Regions from separate parts of the Homo sapiens genome. Here region 2 is linked to region 1. Evidence: chromatin loops called from intact Hi-C (ENCODE). Cell type or tissue: CD4-positive, alpha-beta T cell. All regions are shown on one strand. Each heading gives the region's core, and the rest is flanking DNA. Links, peaks and the distances in the headings are about the cores only. Region 1 has its middle 20 kb from the start of MON1B. Region 2 has its middle 8.2 kb from the start of CTRB2.

Region 1 (10,133 bases), core at 612-8,611:
CCCCACTTTAGCTCTCCCTTACAGTGTTCCTATTAAAATGCAAAAACATGAGCAATTTCCAGGCCACAATTATCTCAGTATTCTTTTGGATAAATCTCATCTGGCCACCAAAAACTTAGACGGTGTAAATTGCAGCATTCATCATGCTAGGTGTTGTATGACACCTAGCATGTGTATGACACCCTCACATGACGGGTGAGTAACTTTGTCTTCACAGGTCTCCAGATCTGTTTCCCTGTGGAAGTAATGAAGCCCGTCAGTATCATCACTCTTCAAAGAATTAGGAAAGAAGAAGGAGCACAAAACCATTTCCAAGTTACCTGCTGCCAGCAAAATAAGATTTGAATAGGTTTTCTAATGTTTCAAACTACTTCCTTTCAGACGGCTAAGAAATTCATAAAACCAGCCATGAGAGTTATATTGCCTGCAAGTGTAAACAGTTTTGATAGAGGAGTAACTGCCTACTCAGAAAGCCTTTTGAGAAGAGACTGATACGACTTTATACATCTCAGAGAGAGGGAAGAGGGCCTTTTTGATCATTCTCATGCAAATTTCCAATAGCTGACAGAAAGCTGCTTTAGGTTGTCCCATATTTTCTTTTTAAAATGCATATGGAACGCGTAGCTTAGAAGTAATGCTTTCCTTTTGAAGATTTTTTTTTCTTAAATTTGAAACAATTATGGGTGTTAGACTTTTCCTCTTTAAATAGATATTTTCCTTATAACTTTCCCCCTGGAAAATTCCTTTATCATTAAGACAACAAACCAATGCAATTGACTTCTGGATTTGTTTATCGGAATGGGTCAAAGTCACTTCTTCCTTCACTCCATCTTGTATGTAATCAGAAAAAAGAAGCCCATAGCATCAGCACTATCTGCCTCATTTCTCCTTCTTTGGATTTCAATAGAGACACACTTAATGGTCTCCTGAGTCAGCTGAAGGAGGTAGAAAGTTGCTGTTTAGAATCTTCTTTTTAAAAAATATTTTAACATATATATATGATATCACATATATCTTATTTCGATAGCTTTTGGCCCCCAAATGGTTTTTGGTTAAGTGGATGAATTATACAGTGGCGAGTTCTGAGATTTTAGTGCACCCATCATCCGAGTAGTGCTTGTTCTATCTACTATGTAGTTTTTTATCCTACATCCCTCTCCCACCTTCTTCCGAGTCTCCAAAGTCCATTAAATCACTCTGCATGCCTTTGCATCTTCATAGCTTAGCTCCCACTTATAAGTGAGAACATATGGTATTTGATTTTCCATTCCTGAGTTTCTTCACTTAGAATAATGGCCTCCAGCTCCATTCGAGTTGCTGGAAAAGACATTATTTCATTCCTTTTTAGGGCTGAGTAGTATTCTATGATGTATATATGCCATATTTTCTTTATCCACTCATGGGCCAATGGGCACTTAGGTTGGTTCCACATCTTTGCAGCTGTGGATTGTGCTACAATAAACATATGAGTGCATGTGTCTTTTTTTTATATGGCTTCTTTTCCTTTGGGTAGTGGGATTTCTGGATTGGATGGTAGACCTACTTTTAGTTATTTAAGTAATCTCCATACTGTTTTCCATAGACGTTGGACTAATTTACGTTCCCACCATAGACATTTCTCAAGAAGACATACAAATGGCCAAAAATCATATAAAAAATGCTCAATATCACTAATCATCAGGGAAATGCAAATTAAAACCACAATGAGATTCCATCTTACTCCTACAAAAACGGGCATTATTAAAGAGAGTCCTCTTTGGTCGGGTGTGGTGGCTCACGCCTGTAATCCCAGCACTTTGGGAGGCCAAGTCGGTGGATCAGGAGGTCAAGAGTTCGAGACCAGCCTGGCCAACATGGTGAAACCCCGTCTCTACTAAAAATATGAAAATTACCTGGGCGTGGTGGTGGACTCCTGTAATCGCAGCTACTCGGGAGGCTGAGGAAGGAGAATTGCTTGAAACCAGCAGGCAGAGTTTGCAGTGAGCTGAGATCGCTGGCCACTGCACTCCAGCCTGGGCGTAAGAGCAAAACTCCGTCTCAAAGACAAACAAACAAAAATTCTTCTTTTGTTTAATTATCTGTGACCTATTTCTCCAAGCACAGTCCCTTCTGTGTAGCCTCTGATTCTCTGACCACTCTGATGGGTCATTGTCAGGTGAAGTGGGATCTCTTACTGGTAGTATTACTCCAGCTCTCTCCTCAGTTTTCTGAAATAATGGTATGATTCTGTACCCTACAAGTGGTATTCCCCAGTCAGATAGGGAGCAGGAGTGCCTTTGCTCAAGCCCTTCCTCCGGGATGGGGTACTCCTCTCCTTCCAAATAAATATTACAAGTACAGCTTCAATGCTGCCTCCTCTACTGACAGAACTCGTTCTCTCCAGCAGGCATCTCAGAATTTTTCTGAACATTTGACAGACGTAATCATCAGGCCCAAAGAGGAGACTGGGACTTCACTGTTCTCTAATTATTTTTGGGTAACTTATATTTCATTGATTTTATTTTCTTATTATTAGAATACATATTTATTGGGGTCCTGTGGGAGATGATTGAAGATTTAGAGCCCACAGTCCCTGCCCTTAACAAACTTCCAGTTTTCTGGAGGATGCAGACAGGTCAACGTTTGCAGCTCAAAAGGATAAGTCTACTTAAATTCAAGTTGTTCCAAATGGAAACTCATCTCCTTTTCCCAAACTTGTTTCTTCTCTTAATGTTACCAGAAGTTAGTCCCACAGTGACTTATGTCCCTCACCTTGGGGTCACCCTTGTCTCTGCCTTCTCCCACATACCTAGGTCCAATTATTAATGATCAACTCAGTACTCTCAGAACTTGGATGAGTTCTTAGAGTAAACCACACTGTCTCTTCTGCCTGAGTATTCTCCATTAGTTTGGCAAAACTGGAAGAAAAGCATCTATGAAAACTAAGGTGAAACACATGGAAAGGTTGCTTGGAACCCACATGAGCTATAGATTTTATTAGTATTATTATTATTTTAAATTGCAGAAAACCCAACTTGAACTGCCTTAAACAATGAAAACACTTCATTGGTGAGTTGAAAAGAAGGTGAGGGCAATCTTCAGGTGAGGGTTGATCCAGGGCTCCAATGATGTGGCCAAGATTCAGTTTCTTTCTTCATTCCTTCCTCTTCTTCCTTGATGTATACTCCATTTTCTAGCAGTTTCTCCCTCCAGGTCTCAAGAGGGCTCTAGCTGCTTCTGTGGCTACATATGTCTTGCTTTAAGTCCAGAAGGGATGGGAGAGAATCTATTTCTCAGAAGTCTCAGTGGAAATCTCATTGACTCTGGTTAGATATGTGTCCATGCCAGAACCAATCACTATGGCCAGGAAATGATTCATTTAGAATGGGCCAAGGCAATGAAGGTTCACCCTGGGCTTGAAAGTGAGGCCAAGATCACTCAAGTCATCATAAGGAGTAATTGTCCAAAGGAAGTTCAGGTTGTTGCAGCTGCTGGGAATCTGAATGCCCAGGAAGCAGGAAATAAATTTCTCTCATAGGCCCTGATCAAAGAATGCCAGGAACAGCATGATACAGTTTTAGACTGAAGGATGGTGGCAGGAAGCCAGTGGAATCTTTGGGTAGAAGTATGGCAAACTTGAAAATTGCTAAGAGAGTAGATTTTAAGTGTTTGTATTGCAAAAAAAAAAAAAAAAAGAAATGTTAAGTATGTGAAGGTAATGCATATTTAATTAGCTTGATTTAGCCATTTCACAATATCTATACATATATCAAAACAGCATGTTGGACACCATCAATATATATAATTTTTATTTGTCAATTAAAAAGAAGAATGAAAAAGATTATTCTCTCCTGATTTTTGGATGGAATAACGATGAAAGGAAAGAGATTTTAGAAGCAGGTGGGATGCTAATGAGAATATGTCAGTCCTTCGAATAAAAGCTTGGGAGGACTTAAGCCATTTCTGTGGCACGGAGAATAGAAAATTGCGATTTAAATAAACCCCATCAAATAGATTACTGTCCATTATCAGTGCGATAAAACCTTTTGAGAATTTGTCAAGGAGTATCTACATATTTGAAATAAACAACTTGCTCATTGATAATCTGCATTTTACTTATGGACTTTAGGATAAATGAAGCCATGATTCATACAGTCTCTACAAGGAAATTGAAAAGGAAAACCTTCCCCAAGAGGAAGATGATGTCAGAAACATGATACTCAACTACCTTATCGCTGAGTTGTCCTAGGGAATAGCAACTTCGTTGTCTAGATGTTATAATTTCTCCTCGATTTACTTTAATTAATGAGGCAAGTATAGACATGCTTGTCCAAATAAAGATTTAAAATTGGAGGGACTCAGAACACCAGAGTATTAGAGCTAACAGGGACCCGCCAGTGTGATTTATCTTATAGATGAGAAAACAGGTTGGGGAAGGAAAAGAGACTTAGCTGGCAGCCACCCAGAGAATCAGTGGCTCAGCTAGTGCTATTCTAACAACTTATCCTAGCTTTGTGCCTCCCTGAGGACTAGGACCTTTGCTTTTATTCCAATTTCAGAGGCAATTTTAGGGGAACTCCCTGAAAAGTGTAAACTGAAAAAGATGCCTGGGAGCCTGGGAGTTTCCTATGTAGTGCTCTAGGTGGGAAACCTTTGCTCACATAAAGATGACTGTCTTTATCAAAGGTGGCCACTAGATGGCAGAAAAAACCCATGTACCTGATATGGAAGCATATGTTCCAAAGATTTTGAGACTTGAGTATTTCTGAGACCAGCTCATCTGCCTGGTGAATATAGAAAATTAGGGATCATTGTGATATCAGTCCACCCCCATGTAAATCCCCCAAATCTGTACCTCTCTCCAGAGTCCTGTGGTTAATCTCATCCTTCTCGTCATTAAAACCCATAAAGGAAACAATTTACTTTGAAAACTATTTTATAAAAAGCTTGAATGACTATTAAGTAGCATTTTATGGTTTCTACTAGGATTTTCTGCATAACAATAGAAATTATTTGACAACTCAAAGTGTGAATGAATCTCTGGTGGCCAGAGTGGTGTATGAAATAATTTTGGATAAGGGAGAATTCATCTGCCTCTGAAATCAAGTCAATGGGGAAAGCCAGGTACTTCCAGTAATAAAAAGAGCTGATATTTACTCAGCACTTTACCATGTGCCAGGCACTGTGCTAAGCACTTTATAGAATAAATTTATTTAATCATCACAATAATTATATGATGCAATGCTCAGTAAATCTGTTTTACAGAAAAGTACACAGATCTCCACAGAGTTCACGTAACTTGCTCAAGGTCATATGGTTAGAAAAATGCTCGTGGCTATTTTCTTTTTATTTATTTATACTACATGGAATTAAAAATATGGTGCTTTGTGTTAGTATAATAAGGGTTTTATGAATTCAGATGAAAAGTAATTGCTCTCTTGACCCTGTGACACGTGTGCTAAAAACCTTCTCATTATTAGACCATTAGAAAGAGTAGATATGGTAAAAAATTTTAGCTGTGTTACAGTAACTGTGACCATAAATTAATGCTTAAGGAAACACTGTGACGATAGCTAGGACGATGTCAGCAGAATATTCTAAACCAGCACTATCCTGCTAGCTCCAGATCACGTGACCCTCTGTAGTGCCATGGGGTGGCTAAACCCATGTCCTAGGGGCTTCAAGGGATCCAAGGCTATCCTCCACCCCCTCCACAGGCAAAACATCACCCACATTCTTCCAATCTGATGTCTTTTTCTGCTGGCATAACTTGATGTTCAAGAGCTTCCTGCAGCAGCTCAGCATCCCTGGGGAGGAATGAGCTTTGTCAGTGCTGGGATGTCTGTGTCAGGGTCCTGTGCCCAGAGAACAGCCTCCCCACTCACTGGCCCATCTCCTAAAACCCACTATGGTGGTCAGGATTCTTGGTTGAAAGTAGGAGAAACCAATCCCAGTCATCTCGTTGAAAAAGTGGCTATGAAATCAGTTAAAGTTAAGTCATGGCGGGCATGATGGAAAATGGCTGAACTCCAGGAAAAATGGAAGCAGAAACTGGAAAGAAAGATTCTGAAAACTCTTTTTCTCTGACACCCAACCCCTGCCTATACTTCTCTCCATGCATCATTATTCTTGTTTCTTTGCCCACAACTTTTCCTGCTTCTTAGTAAAATTCCTGGCCATCCACAGCTCTAAAAATTCCCAGCCATCCACAGCTCTAAAAATTCCCATTAGGTATTCTGCCACACAAGAAAATCTGACTTGGCCCCCATTCCAGGTTCCTCAGGAAAATATATTGCTAGGCTTAGTTCTGGGGCAATGTTATGCAAAGACCTTAATTTTTCTTTATCTCAGGCCATGCATGATTTAGAAGTTTTTTGTTTTGTTTTTCTGTTGTAATGGGGCTGTTCTTGCTTTCTTTAGATAAGGCTGTATCAGCTCTTTATAACCTGCTAATTTCAAGGGACTTAATACGTTGGCTGTAATTCACATTTTCAAAATTGGGAAAAGCTGTGTCTTTTGAGATAGAAGTGTTCTTTTTCTTTTAATTCCTGTTTTGCTTTATTTTTTTTCCTCCCCAAATATTGGCATACTATTTTTTCAGGTGTCACATAGCTCTTTGACAACAGAGATTACTCAGTTTTTTTTAAATGAACATTATCTCCAGCTTCTCAGCTGCGAGAAGTTTTTTAGTTTTGCAATTTTTAGGGGTGCTGAGAGCCTCCTACCCGATGTGCCCTCAGTCTGAATCACTGATGCTCTCCTGGGTACTAGGGATTCTTGATTCTGTACTGCAGGGGGCGCTAGCACTCCTCCTTTCTCTAAGCCTGTGAGCAGGTAAATCTGCTGGTGAAACTGACAAGTGGTCACCATATATATTTGGCCTCAGCTACGTGTTTTTACTGCCCTTTCTTCCTTGTATGCCCACCCAAGCATGATGGGAGGTTGACCTGTGACACTTGTCTGGTGTCCTGGTAATTGATAAACGGAACCCAGAAGCAGGTATCAGAGACCAAACGACTAGGGTCAAACCCTAGACCCCTAGAGAAGTCTCCAAGTTCTCTGTGCTGCCTCAATCATCATCCAATTCTTATTTCCTGCCAAGCCTATATGAACAGAAGATTAGAAAGAAGGATCAGGGTGTGATGTGGCTCTTCCCACTGTGAAAAGCCCATACTTCAACCTTTTAGAGATTTTCCAGGACCATCTTTTATGATGGATGAGTGCTTCAGAAGGACAGATAGGCAATCTCTTTTGCTGGCTGGATGTGTCTGCTTATATAGGAAGCTTGAAGAGTGGGAAAGAGAATTTGACATAGGCAGGAGGAAGGAAGGAAGACAGAGTGCTGTGGCAACCTGGTAATTTTGGAGGGACAAGGTCGTGAGTGTCTCATGAATCAAAAAGAGTCTACTGAACAATTAGGTGGTCTTGAGTATTTTGCTGGTTTTGTCTTATAAATATCATTAATTATTATAAACTCCCTTTCCCATACCATAAACAAAAATCAATTCCAGATGGGTTGTAAATGGATTTTCCAGATGGGTTTCTCACTGTGAGAGAGAAAACAATCGCGATGCTAGACAGGATTTAGGAGAATATGTTCATAACTTTGTGGCTGGCAATAATTTCTTCAATGGGCCACACCCACATACAGTATGCGTTCAATGCTATACAGTGCAAGGTGTTTTACATAGTTTAATTTTCTACTTACACAGTCCTGTGAGGTAAGAACAACTCCTTACTTCTGAGTCTTGGAAAATTAAAATTCCATATTTGACATTTTTAGGGAAACTGAGAAGCCTAATGGGAGCCCTCTTCTAAGCTCCTGTCTCAACTCACAGTTGGCTGCAACAATATTTGTAGTTAAAATCAAGACTCTTTTCCAACAGAAGTAATAGATATACTCAGACTAAGAGGAAAAAATATAATATTCATTAAGCTCATATTATGTCAGGGATTGAGCTAGCTTATTTACAGACACTACCTGGCTCAATCTTTATAGCAATCCATGAGGGAAATATAATTATGCCTATTTTTATAACTGATGGAACTGATAGACAGGTTAAACCTCCTACCCAAGGTCACAAAGCCAGCTACCAGAGGAGCCAAAACTGAGATCCAGATAGTCATCTTCATTTATTCCCCATGAAACCAAAATGATGGAGATTATTTGGCTTACACCTTTTTCAGAGCACGTTATCTGCCATTGGTCTCCACTACAAGACAACCTCAGTTTTCTTTCCATTGAACTGCAGACCTTCCATGTTCTTCCCTTCCAACAGCCATCCAAAAAGGTTATTTTTCGATTATACTGAGAGATGACTGGGGCTAGACTTATTTAACTTTTGGAATTTTCTGCTGAGTGATTTTAAATGGTACGTCTGGCTACATGACTATAGGTATTCTGTGCTTGATATTCCAGAGTAGTGATCAGTGCTTCTTTTAGAAACAGATTTGAATTTTCAATTTTATCATAGAATTGGGACAAATAAGATATAGTACCATGGGGCATAAGTATAATACACATTTTGCTGTTTCAGGAAATATTTTTCTTTATTGTCCCTCTCCCCCAGAAAAGGTTCAGAGGCAGAGAAAATGCAACTGATGAAGATCATTTATTCTATTATTTGATTCAAGCCTTTGTATTTTTTTACCTTTCCTTATTCCCCTCCAAGATTATACAACACACACTTTTCTCTAAAATTTGTCATTCTGCCTCTCCCCTTCCCTCCTTCCCTCCCTTTCTCCCTTCTGCCTCTCTCTCTCTCTCTCTCTCTGTAAGCACCAAAGACTCAAGCCAAGAAGTACTTGGTAGACTGCACTCAAGCAGGAGCCCCTTCTTTGTCTTTCCCTGTTCCACTCCTTAGAGATGATTAGAAATATGTGTGAAACCTAATAAGTCAATCTGTAGCTACATTGGAGGACCAGAAAATTGTATGCGATCCCTAAAAGTCTGAAATCAGAAAGGATCATATTGAAGTGGTGATAGCAAAGCAAAATGCGTTCAGGAATATTAACGGGAGCTCAACTACAAAATACGGGTATCATCCACACTCTAAACCTAGAAATTAGGGAAGCTGGAGCCATCTGATGGGGGGAATTTTAGGGACTACATACACAGGAGCAATCAGAGTAGATGGTCCTTGTGCATCCCTCCCCTCCTCCCCTCCATTGTGTCTGTGTTTAAGTCAGAACAATACTGGAGGTAGAGACAGTTCAATGGCCCAGGTGGCCAACAATACCTTGGAGAATCAGAAACGGCCATGCTGAGAGGAAAAGTCACCTGAAACAGCCTCTACCTAATAGCCTGCTCCATTGTCACTGGAAACTGTGCAGGGCATACGTCCGTAAGTTACTTCTACGCTTTGCTTCCTTCAGGTGTCTACAGAAGCTGGGGCAGGAAGAGGAAAGTCGAAGGAGCTATCCTTGAAAGATGAGTTCACTATTAAGAATCACTAGAATACTTTAGTACTAATTCTAAAAAGAGAATCTACAAACTGAGTAAGAACGGAGTTTATAATGAGGCAAATGTTGGTAGAACAATCAGAATAAGACTTTTAGTATAATTAGTATCCTTAGAGGGTTAAGGGAGAGTATCACCATAAAATAGAAATAGAGGATACAAAACACGAGCAGAAATAGACTGCTCTGAAATAGATGCAATGAAAGAGCCAGGAAACCATCGCATTGCAGTCCAGAAAATAGTCACTCTGAAAGGAAACAATTCTTTTCCAGATAATTTTGGTTTTATTGAATTTCACTGGACTTTTAGGAAATGTGTGGACTTACCATAAGATTTACAAGACCTGCACTGTGTATCCCTATCCAATATTGCTGTCATTGATTATCTTATATCCTTGATAAAGAAGACACAGGATCCCATCCAATTGAGAGGCTATCCTGAGAGCTATGTGGTTTCCTAACTCTGTCTTTTATTTTATTATTATTACTATTATTATTATTTTTGAGGCAGAGTCTCACTCTGTTGCCCAGGCTGGAGTGCAGTGGCGCCATCTCGGCTCACTGCAACCTCTGCCTCCTGGGTTCAAGCAATTCTCCTGCCTCAGCCTCCCAAGCAGCTGGGACTACAGGTGCGTGCCACCACGCCTGGCTAATTTTTTTTGTATTTTTAGTAGAGACGGGGTTTCACCATGTTA
Region 2 (10,133 bases), core at 1,520-9,519, 2.0 Mb after region 1:
CTTGTCACCCACAAAGGGGCAGCACTACCGTTCCCTTTCCAGGCTGCAGTTAATGTTGGCAACCCAGCCTTCTCAGGAAGCTGAGGTCTTCATATCTCTTGCCTGCTCACGGCTCCACCCTGGGTTTAGAATTTAGGCCCTACCTGCTGAAGCTAGCTTGACCCGTGGGGCTTTCTGGAAGGCAGCAGTCCTTGGCCAGGCTCTGCAATCCATAGCCCCCTGGAGTTGTCACTGGGACCACTGCTGACCCACACACTCCAGGTGCCTTTCTCTGCCTTTAGTCCCCCATGTCCAGTGCTCAGGAATGTGCATGCAAGCATCACCCCCTCCCCCGTCAGACCCCAGCCCCTCACACCTTCTGCATCCACTGCTGGGAGCTGGCGCCACTGTCCTCTCAGCTCCCACACTCTTCCCCGCCTCCCTCTCTGCATTTTCTGTGACCCTGCAGTTAGACTTTTTTTTTTTTTTTTTTTTTTTTTTTTGAGACAGAGTCTTGTTCTGCTGCCTAGGCTGGAGTGCAGTGACATCTTGGCTCACGGCAACCTCTGCCTCCTGGGTTCAAGCCATTCTTCTGCCTCAGCCTCTCAAGTAACTGGGATTATAGGCACTCACTACCACGCCCGGCTAATTGTTGTATTTTCAGTAGAGATGGGGTTTCACTATGTTGTTCAGACTGGTCTCAAATTCCTGACCTCAGGTGATCTGCCTGCCTCGGCCTCCGAAAGTGCTGGGATCATAGGCATGAGCCACCGCGCTCGGCCTCTGCAGTTAGATCTTGAGGCTTCCTCACGCTCAGCTTCCATCACTTCGGCCAGGCCATGGAGGGGGCCGGTTCCTTTCCCAGGATGTGTCCGGATTGGCGGTCTCTCTCTCTCTGGAAACTTTTAGTCTTTCCTTTAATGCAGTGAAAATTTTGTTGGAGAAAATTCTCCTGTTGTTCCACTGTCTGAAAAGATATTTATTCATTTTGATCTTGTAAAAGTTGCCTGTCACTCTGAAAAATAATTTTTGTTGAGACGTGCATGTGGGTATGTACATGGATATTTGGACTTGGAAGGTGTTTCAGTGTCTCCTGGCTTCTGTTGATTCGTGGAGAAGTCAGTGATTTACTGTTGCTTTTTAAAAAGGTTTAATGGATTTTCTTTGGATGCTTTTAAGATTTTACCTTTGATTTTCGTTGGTTTACCAAGATGCTTAGTTTCTTAGTTTCCTTGACTCAGCCTGCATGGGGTTCTTAGACAGTCTTTTTTAGAGTCTTGCTTTCTTGCCCAGGCAGGAGTGCAGAGGTTCGCTCTCAGCTCACTGTAACATCCATCTCTCAGGTTCAAGTGAGTCTCGTGTCTCGGCCTCCCAGGTAGCTTGGAGTACAGGCCTATGCTACCATGCCCGGCTAACTTATTTTATTATTTTTTTTTTGAGATGGAGTTTTGCTCTTGTTGCCCAGGCTGGAGTGCAATGGCGCTTTCTCGGCTCACTGCAACCTCCACCTCCTGGGTTCAAGAGATTCTCCTGCTTTAGCCTCTTCAGTAGCTGGCATTGTAGGCGTGAGCCCCCACACCCAGCTATTTTTTGTATTTTTAGTAGAGAGGAGGTTTCACCATGTTGGTCAGGTTGGTCTCAAACTCCTGACCTCAGGTGATCCACCCGCCTCGGCGTCCTCAAGTGCTGGGATTAGGCGTGAGCCACCGCGCCCAGCCTCTGAGTGCTTTTTATCATGAAGGGTGTTGGATCTTGTCAAAGGCCTTTTCTGCATCAATTTAAGTGATCACGTGATTTTCCCCTTTCATTCAATTAATGCATATTACGCTGATGGATTTTCTTGTTATTTCCTATAGCGCTTGGCATGCTGGGATAACTCCCACTTCATCATGGTGTATAATCCTTTTAATATGCTGTCGGGTTCAGTTTGCTAGTACTTTATTGAAGGTTTTTGCATCTATATTCATGAGAGATACTGGTTGGTAATTTTCTTCTGATGTTTTTATCTGGCTTTTGTATCAGGGTAATGCTGGCTTCCTAATCTGTATGTATCCATTTGTGATTTTTTAACATCACAAATTTAGATACTCAGCTCAGTAATTTTCAGTGTGTTCTTTTCTCATAAAAGTATTTCAGGAGGCAAGCTTTCCTCCAAACACTGCTTTCATTGTATTTTTTTTTTTTTTTTTTTTGAGATGGAGTCTTGCTCTTATGCTCAGACTAGAATGCAGTGGCATGATTTCTGCTCACTGCAACCTCTCCTGAGTTCAAGTGATTCTCCCTCCTCAGCCTCCCAAATAGCTGGGATTACAGGTGTCCACCACCATGCCTGGCTAATTTTTGTATTTTTAGTAAGAACAGGGTTTCACCATGTTGGCCAGGCTGGTCTCAAACTCCTGACCTCAACTGATCCACCTACCTCGGCTTCCTAAAGTGCTGAGATTACAGGTGTGAGCCACCACACCTGGCCTTTTTTATTGCAATTTGATACACACTTTATAGTTCTAAGTCTTTTTCATTTCCTCCCCTGTACAGTGCCTCGGCATGACCCACTTTATCCTGAGGGCACCTGCAGGCCAGGGGCAGGCACCCATTGCCCCAAAGCCCTGGAGCTGGGTCGGAAGCAGAGCAGAACCCTGGTGCTCACTTCCTGTTTTTTCCTTGCACAGCCGAGTTCACAGCCTTCTGCCTTGGGCCACAGCTCTAGCCTCCCCACGTAACCACAGGTTCCGATCTTTGCTTCTTCTCCCAGGTCTTCCTGTCTCTTGATGTTTCCCTCTAAAGATCCATCATGGGCTGGGAATGGTGGCTTACGCCTGTAATCCTAGCACTTTTGGGGGCCGAGGAGGGCAGATCATGAGGTCAGGAAATTGAGACCATCCTGGCCAACATGGTGAAACCCCATTGCTATTAAAATACAAAAATTAGCCAGGTGTGGTAGTGGGTGTCTGTAGTCCCAGCTACTCAGGAGGCTGAGGCAGGAGAATCGCTTGAACCCAGGAGGCAGAGGTTGCAGTGAGGCGAGATCTTGCCACTGCACTCCAGCCTGGTGACAGAGTGAGACTCCATCTAAAAAAAATCTATCATGGCTGGTCCTGGGGGGCAGCCAACATTCCACACTAACCCGGCATCTTGGCAGGAATGGAATGGGCTCCCTCCTGCATTTTCTACTTCACTGGCTTTCCTAATACCTTTCTCTGCCCGTGCACTGTCAGCCGTTCTGATGATGCGTCTAATAGGTTGGAATTAAGGTTATAGATGGAATTTAATTATAAGGACATGAAGAGAAATTAACTTGGAGAATGGATGTGTGAAGAGGGGAAAAGCAAAATGAGAGAGAGCTTGGGCACAGGAGTGGGATCCAAAGTCGACTATTAAAAATAGTATCAAGCCGGCCGGGCGCAGGGGCTCACACCTGTAATCCCAGCACTTTGGGAGGCAGAGGCAGGCGGATCATCTGAGGTCAGGAGTTCGAGTCCAGCCTGGCCAACATGGTGAAACCCCCATCTCTACCAAAAATACAAAAATTAGCCAGGCGTGGTGGCACATGCCTGTAATCCCAGCTACGCAGGAGGCAGAGGCACAAGAATTGCTTGAACCCAGGAGGCAAGAGGTTGCAATGAGCCAAGATGGTGCCACTGCACTCTTGCCTGGGCAACAGAGTGAGACTGTCTCAAAAAAAAAAAAAAAAGCAGAGGCGGGTGGATTGTTTGAGGCCAGGAGTTTGAGACTAGCCTGGGCAACATAGTGAGACTCCTTTAAAAAAAAGAAAAAGTAGCTGGGTGCAGCGGGTGGCACCTGTAATGTGCTGCTCAGGAGGCTGGGGCATGAGGATCACTTGAGCCCAGGAGTTCGAGGCTGCAGTGAGCTATGATCACACCACTGCACTGCAGCATGGGTGACAGAGCAAGACCCTGTCACCCTGTCTTTCTCTGTGTGTGTGTGTGTGTATTTTTTTTTCTTTTTTTGAGATGGAGTCTTACTCTGTTGCCCAGGCTGGAGTGCAGTGGTGCAATCTCAGCTCACTGCAACCTCTTCCTCCCAGGTTCAAGCAATTCTCCTGCCTCAGCCTCCTGAGTTGCTGGGATTACAGGTGCATGCCACCATGCCCAGCTAATTTTTGTATTTTTAGTGGAGACATGTATTTCACCATGTTGGTCAAGCTGGTCTCGAACTCCTGACCTCAGGCGATCCACCCACCTCGGCCTCCCAAAGTGCTGGGATTACAGGTGTGAGCCACCGCGCTGGGTGTCTCTATATATAATTAGAGCCACCGCGCCCAGTCTCTCTCTATATAATTAAGAGCCAGGTTTCTTAAGGAAACTCCCAGCTCAGTGAGGGAGAACTGCTCTTAAACACAGAGGAAATTACATGTATTTTATTATGTCAACAACCATCTACATACAAATAAATGTGAGGCGTAAGTAATATAAAAATGGAATAGCAAGCACAAACCTGGCTAAGGGACTTTTTCACTTGCTGGTGAAATCTGCGTCTGTCCCCCGCTCCACCCACCGGCCTCCCAAGAGTCTGAAAACCACCCGGTATAAGGCTGCCACCTGGTGGCCAATATGAAAACTGCATATAGCTATGCCTTACTGTTCCTAACCCAGCGTTGTTTCAAAGAAATACAAAAGAAATACAAGGCGAGCCAAATGGATGATTTTAAATTTTCTGGTAGCCCTACTGAAAAAGTAAAAAGAGGCCGGGCACGGTGGCTCACGCCTGTAATCCCAGCACCTTTGGGAGGCTGAGGCGGGCGGATCGCTTGAGCCCAGGAGTTCGAGACCAGTCTGGGCAACATAGTGAGACCCTCTTCTCTACAAAAAAAAAATGCAAAAATTAGCTGGGTGTGGTGGTGAGACCCTGTCTCTTAAAAAAAAAAAAAAAAAAAAGAGGGACTGGCGCGGTGGCTCACGCCTGTAATCCCAGCACTTTAGGGGGCCGAGACAGGCGGATCACGAGGTCAGGAGATGAGACCATCCTGGCTAACACGATGAAACCACGATGAAACCCCGTCTCTACTAAAAATACAAAACAATTAGCCGGGTGTGGTGGCGGGCACCTGTAGTCCCAGCTACTCAGGAGGCGGAGGCAGGAGAATAGCATGAACCCGGGAGGCGGAGCTTACAGTGAGCTGAGATCTCGCCACTGCACTCCAGCCTGGGCGACAGAGCAAGACTCCGTCTCAAAAAAAAAAAAAAAAGAAAAAAGAATTTTAATAATATATTTTATTTAACCCAATATATCTACATATTTCAACATGTAATCAGTATTTTAAAATTATTAATGATATATTTTACACTCTTACACTCTTTCAAACCTAGTGTGTAATTTGCACTTCCATCACATCTCCACCTGGATGCTACATTTTCATGAGAAATACTCGATCTGCATTTACATCTTGTAAAACTTACAGTTGAAAAGGTAGACTCACACCCAAATTGTCCCAAATATGCTTAAAAGCTTCCAATTATGTGTTATATTGACAAGTACAGTTAAGCAAAAGGCTGAGTTTAATCAGGGGTCGCACTTGATTTAATCTCAGCTTAAAAACAGATTCCTCCTCGGGCGGGGGTTCCCCCACCCTTGGTCTGAGTTAGACCACGTTAAACAGTGCACGCGCCTCTCCCCGCCCATCGGGTGATCTGGCTTTCTACTAACAGAAACGTCTGGAGCAGTCGCAAGAGAATCCTGTCTCGGACCAGCCTGCATCTGTACCTAATCTAGTGGTTGCGTGATTAGCCACCCAGATTCCCTCCAGGACTGCAGGCCGACCTCCCCACGCGCTGCTGTGGACAGCAGACAGTCCGCAGCTGCCGTCCTCTTTGGGAGTTTCCTCAGCTGAAGAGCATCATCTTGACCTCGGGTCCTGCCTCCTTTCTGGGCAGCTGCATCCAGTGATTGGTCAGTAGGGTTTTTTAAAGGTCCAGTCTTTTCACCCAAACTTGGGACGATGTTGAGGCTCTATCTTCCTCTGCCCAACATTGCTCTTTCCCTACCCCTACGAGTCTTCGGTTCCAAAGGTATTGCTCCTGGGGTACCAGTAAACTTCTGTGTGGTCATCTTTATCTCAGAGTCTACTTCCTGTGGGGAGCTCCAGCTATGATCGTGTGTGCCGGGAGTGAGCTGCAAAATGCGGATGCTGAGGTGGGATTCTGGAGCTGGACTGCTGACTACCAGGCTGGCAGTGAGGACCTCTTCATGGTTGGTAGAGGAAGCGTAGATAGGTCGGGCACACGGTAGCAATGAGGTTGTGAAAGCTTCCACTGCTGATGAAATGCAATGGTATTCTGGGGAACACTATCCACTAGTGGGTGCCCTGTGTCAGGAGTTTGAGGTATGAGGGGAGAGAATACCTATAGAACGTAGGGCCAGGAGCAGCGGCTCGCGCCTGCAATCCCAGCACTTTGGGAGGCTGAGGTAAGAGAATTGCTGGAGCCTAAGAGTTCAAGACCAGCTTGGGCAACATAGCAAGACCCACGTCCCCATAAAAAATAAAAATTAGCCAGGTGTGGTGGTGTAGTCCCTGCTACTTGGGAGGCTGAGGCAGAAGGATCTCTTGAGCCTGGGAGGTCGAGGTTGCAGTGAGCTGTGATGATGCCGCTGCACTTCAGCCTGGGTGACAGAGCAAGACCCTGTCTCACAAACCCAAAAACCACAGTTAAACTAGGTGGTTGCTGCTAAACACAAAGACTTTGGGAAATGACAAAAGCTGAGAATGATTAACAGGCAATTAACAGCTAAGGGTGAAAGCCACCTTAGGAACACATAAAGAGGTTTTTATCTCTTGCAGCTGCAAGGTAGAGAAAGCTGAGGACTAGACCCAGGATTTAGTTGTAAGATCAGCCAAGCTCCCAAGAAGGTTAAATGCTCCACCTAGACAGGCTGCTGTGCCAGATGCAGGGCTCTGATGCATGAGATGCAGACATCTGGGTTGATGTACTCCCAAAACCTCAAATCCCCCGAGCCCGTAAGCCCGGAGTGCACAGAAGTGGCCCCACTCTTCCCACCGGGGCGAGAGTACCTTCCTCACAGGAGACGGAGGCTTCCCTCCTGCAGGACATTAACCCCAGCATCTCTCTCCTTTCCAGTCCTGGCCATGATGGCACCAGGCCTGGTAAGAGAGGAAAAGGACCTTGTACCAAGGGAGCTGCAGAATGGAGCCAAAAAGCGCTTGCAGGGACGGGGCACACGTGATGAGAACTGGGTGCTGAGAGAGCTGAACCAAGGGGAAAGCCCATGAAGCTGGAGAAAGGTGGGGGTATCAGTTCGGGAGGACTCTCCTAGGATACAGGACTTAATGCCTTGCTCAGGACCCTAGGGAATGGGCCACCGTGCTGCCGGATGGCTCCTAGAAGCAGGCAGAAGGCAGAGCACACTAAGCAAAGGAGAGGTGCTGGCGCTGCTATAAGATGGTGGAAAGAGGCGTTAAAAGGCTCAGAGGTGGGCAGTTGTGTGGACAAGCCCTGTGAGGCAGAACGCCCATGGGAAGGCCCGGAAGATTCATTCGTCTACGAAAGCAGGAATGTGACCATGCTGGTGAGAGGGCAGGCACAGCTAAGCTCATGGGGTGCTCCCCTCTAGAAGTCAGGGAGAAGGTGGGAGATGCTGCTATGGAACAGGCTGCTGGGCAGTGAGGGTGCTGGGAGCCTGAGATCATAAGACCAGGCAATGCCGACAGCTGGGGGCCTGCCCTGTGGCCCTATGGAGATGCCTAAGAGTTGGTCACACGGGCAAAACCAATGGCATTGCTCAAACTGTGCAAGCAGAGTCATGATGGGTGACGGGGGCTGGGTGGCCTCCATGAAACCATCTGGCTTTCTGTGGCACCGGAAGTTTGTCTCGGGCTGCTTTTCCCTTGACCTGAGGCTGGTGCTGCCCCTGTGTGCTCCCACAGGGCACCTGAGCTTCCTCTGTTGGAAACTAATTACTCCCAGTTGGACTCATCTGTTCACCCGACAGTCTTCAAGCTCGATGGTGGGCTTCGAGGCAGGAGCTGTTTCTCAGTGTCTCGTGAAGCAATAAGCTTAATCGCCCACAGGGCTTCTCCGAGTGCGAGCACCTGGGGAACCTTGTTAGCAATGCAGATTCCCAGGCTCCACGCCAGCGTACAGATTCAGAAATGGCATGGACAGGGCCCGGCCTTTAGTGTATTATACCTTCCAGGTGATTCTGATGCATGCTCAAGTGTAAGAATCTGATACACAGGAGTTCAGCAGCTGCTGGGAGAATGAGTCCCCGGGGTAGAGGGATGGGAAGGATATATTAAAAAAGAGAGGAGGTTAAGAGAAACGTCACCTCATTTTTGACCAGTAGTGGGGAAGTATTAGCTCAGGGAAGGCAGCACAGCTGTGAAGCTGTGTCACATCTGAAGACTGCTCCCTGGTAGGAGTCGGAATGCTGCCATGGAACATGCCAGAAGGTAGGAAATACAGTATCCGTTAAAGACCTTAGGTTTTAGGATCTGCAACTCTGGGTCCAAATCCTTTCTCTGCCATGGACCTGTCCCCATTCTATCCATTCCTGCTTCGCAGCCCCACCGAGGTCTGGGCTGTCTTTACCTTGGGCAAATCTTTCATTTTTTTTTCCAGAGACAGCGTCTTGCTCTGTTACCCAGGCTGGAGTACAGTGGTGCTATCATAGCTCACTGCAGCCTCAAACTCCTGGGCTCAAGCAATCCTCCCATCTCAGCCTCCTGAGTAGTTGGAACTCCGTGCACACACCACCATGCCTAGCTAGTTTTTCTGTTAAACTTTTTCTGAAGAGATGGGGTCTGGCGATGTTGCCCAGGCTGGACTAGAACTCCTGGCCCCAAGTAATCCTGGTGCCCCAGCCTCCAAAATTGCTGGGATTATAGGTATGACCCACTGTGCCCAGTCCACCTGTGTCTTTATATTTAAAATGACTCTTGTACTACATATAATTTGGCTTTGCCTTTGAATCTTTATCCCTTTGACAATTTCTGCGTTTTATTATGGTTGTTTTAGGTCTACCATTTTACTCTTCACTTTGTTCTCCCACTCCCTCCCCTATTTTGGCTCCTCTTCTTTCTTGCCCTCTTTTGTGTTAAAAATACTTTTTTTTGAGAGAAGTCTTGCTCTGTCACCCAGGCTGGAGTGTAGTGGCATGATCTTGGCTCACTGCAACCTCCGCCTCCTAGGTTCAAGCAATTCTCCTGCCTCAGCCTTCTGAGTAGCTGAAATGACAGGCACCCACCACCACTCCCAGCTAATTTTTGTATTTTTAGTAGAGATGGGGTTTCATGTTGGCCAGGCTGGTCTTGAACTCCTGACCTCAAGTGATCTGCCTGCCTGTCTCGGCCTCCCGAAGTGCTGGGATTGCAGGTGTGAGCCACTGCACTGGGCCTAAAAATGTTTGATTTCAGTTTTAATTTATCTACTAGTGTTTTGGATATACTGTTCCTTTTTTTCTTCAGTGGTTGCTCTAATACAGCCTTAACTTCTCGTATTCTTAGTATTGTAGCACATCACGCACCTTGAAAATTCTTTAACCTCTCTGAACTTCAGTTACTTCATTTATAAGACGAGAATGGTGACTTTCTCTCATGGGTTATCTGACTGCCGAATGAGAGAACTCAAGCCGCGTACACGGCCAAGGGCAGAAAAGCAATGCCTGTTGACTGTCATGGCTGATCCTAGTCCCGTCACTACTGTCAGAATGTGGTTCCAGTCATCAGCACTGGGCCTCCTGAGACCACACGGAGCCACCACTGAGCATCCCCAGCGGCTGACCCACTGCAGGGGGTCATTTGTCTACCTGCTGTGATCACCCATTCTGCTAAATGGCTGCCCCTCAGAGACACTGGTGTCTCACCAGGGCACCCCTCAGCTGCCCTTTCCTTGCCCAGGCCTGGCCATCCTGTGCCCCTTCTGCAGGCTGCTCCTGGGCCGGTAGACCCAAACCACCTGACGCAGCCAGGCCCCACACGCCATGGCCTGCTCCCAGTCACAGAAAAAGTCTGGCTTGATTTTTACCACTGCAGTCCTCCCTGTGCCCTTCAGATGCCTGGACTCTGCCTGTCCAAACCTCCATCTGCTGCCCATTCTTCTCACTCGCAGTGATGGCTTTAGCAATCTGCAGGGACACAGGCCTCCAGGGACACTGTCTTCTCACACTCAGCATCAGCCCCA

What was found. Hi-C counts contacts between places; a loop is a spot of excess contacts. Peaks named below come from ENCODE experiments on the same cell type or tissue, not always from the same donor. Only the 100,000 strongest peaks of a DNase experiment are listed, where the experiment ranks them.
Region 2: it touches region 1 in a loop (28-fold over the local background); 4 of 110 quality-filtered maps call a loop at or near these places.

The regions. Positions count from the first base shown.
Region 1 is chr16:77,166,483-77,176,615 of GRCh38, reverse strand. No RefSeq gene overlaps it. Among named protein-coding and RNA genes, the nearest start is that of MON1B, 20 kb to the left of the region's middle. In CD4-positive, alpha-beta T cell, for the core only: CTCF peaks have their summits at 4,468, 4,673 (motif pointing right) and 6,736 (motif pointing right); DNase peaks (open chromatin) are centred at 4,685 and 6,775; H3K27me3 peaks cover 549 bases.
Region 2 is chr16:75,193,913-75,204,045 of GRCh38, reverse strand. No RefSeq gene overlaps it. Among named protein-coding and RNA genes, the nearest start is that of CTRB2, 8.2 kb to the left of the region's middle. RefSeq lists enhancers at 2,470-2,549, 4,401-4,695, 5,734-6,234. In CD4-positive, alpha-beta T cell, for the core only: CTCF peaks have their summits at 4,339 and 4,539 (motif pointing left); DNase peaks (open chromatin) are centred at 2,625 and 4,505; H3K27ac peaks cover 458 bases; H3K27me3 peaks cover 407 bases.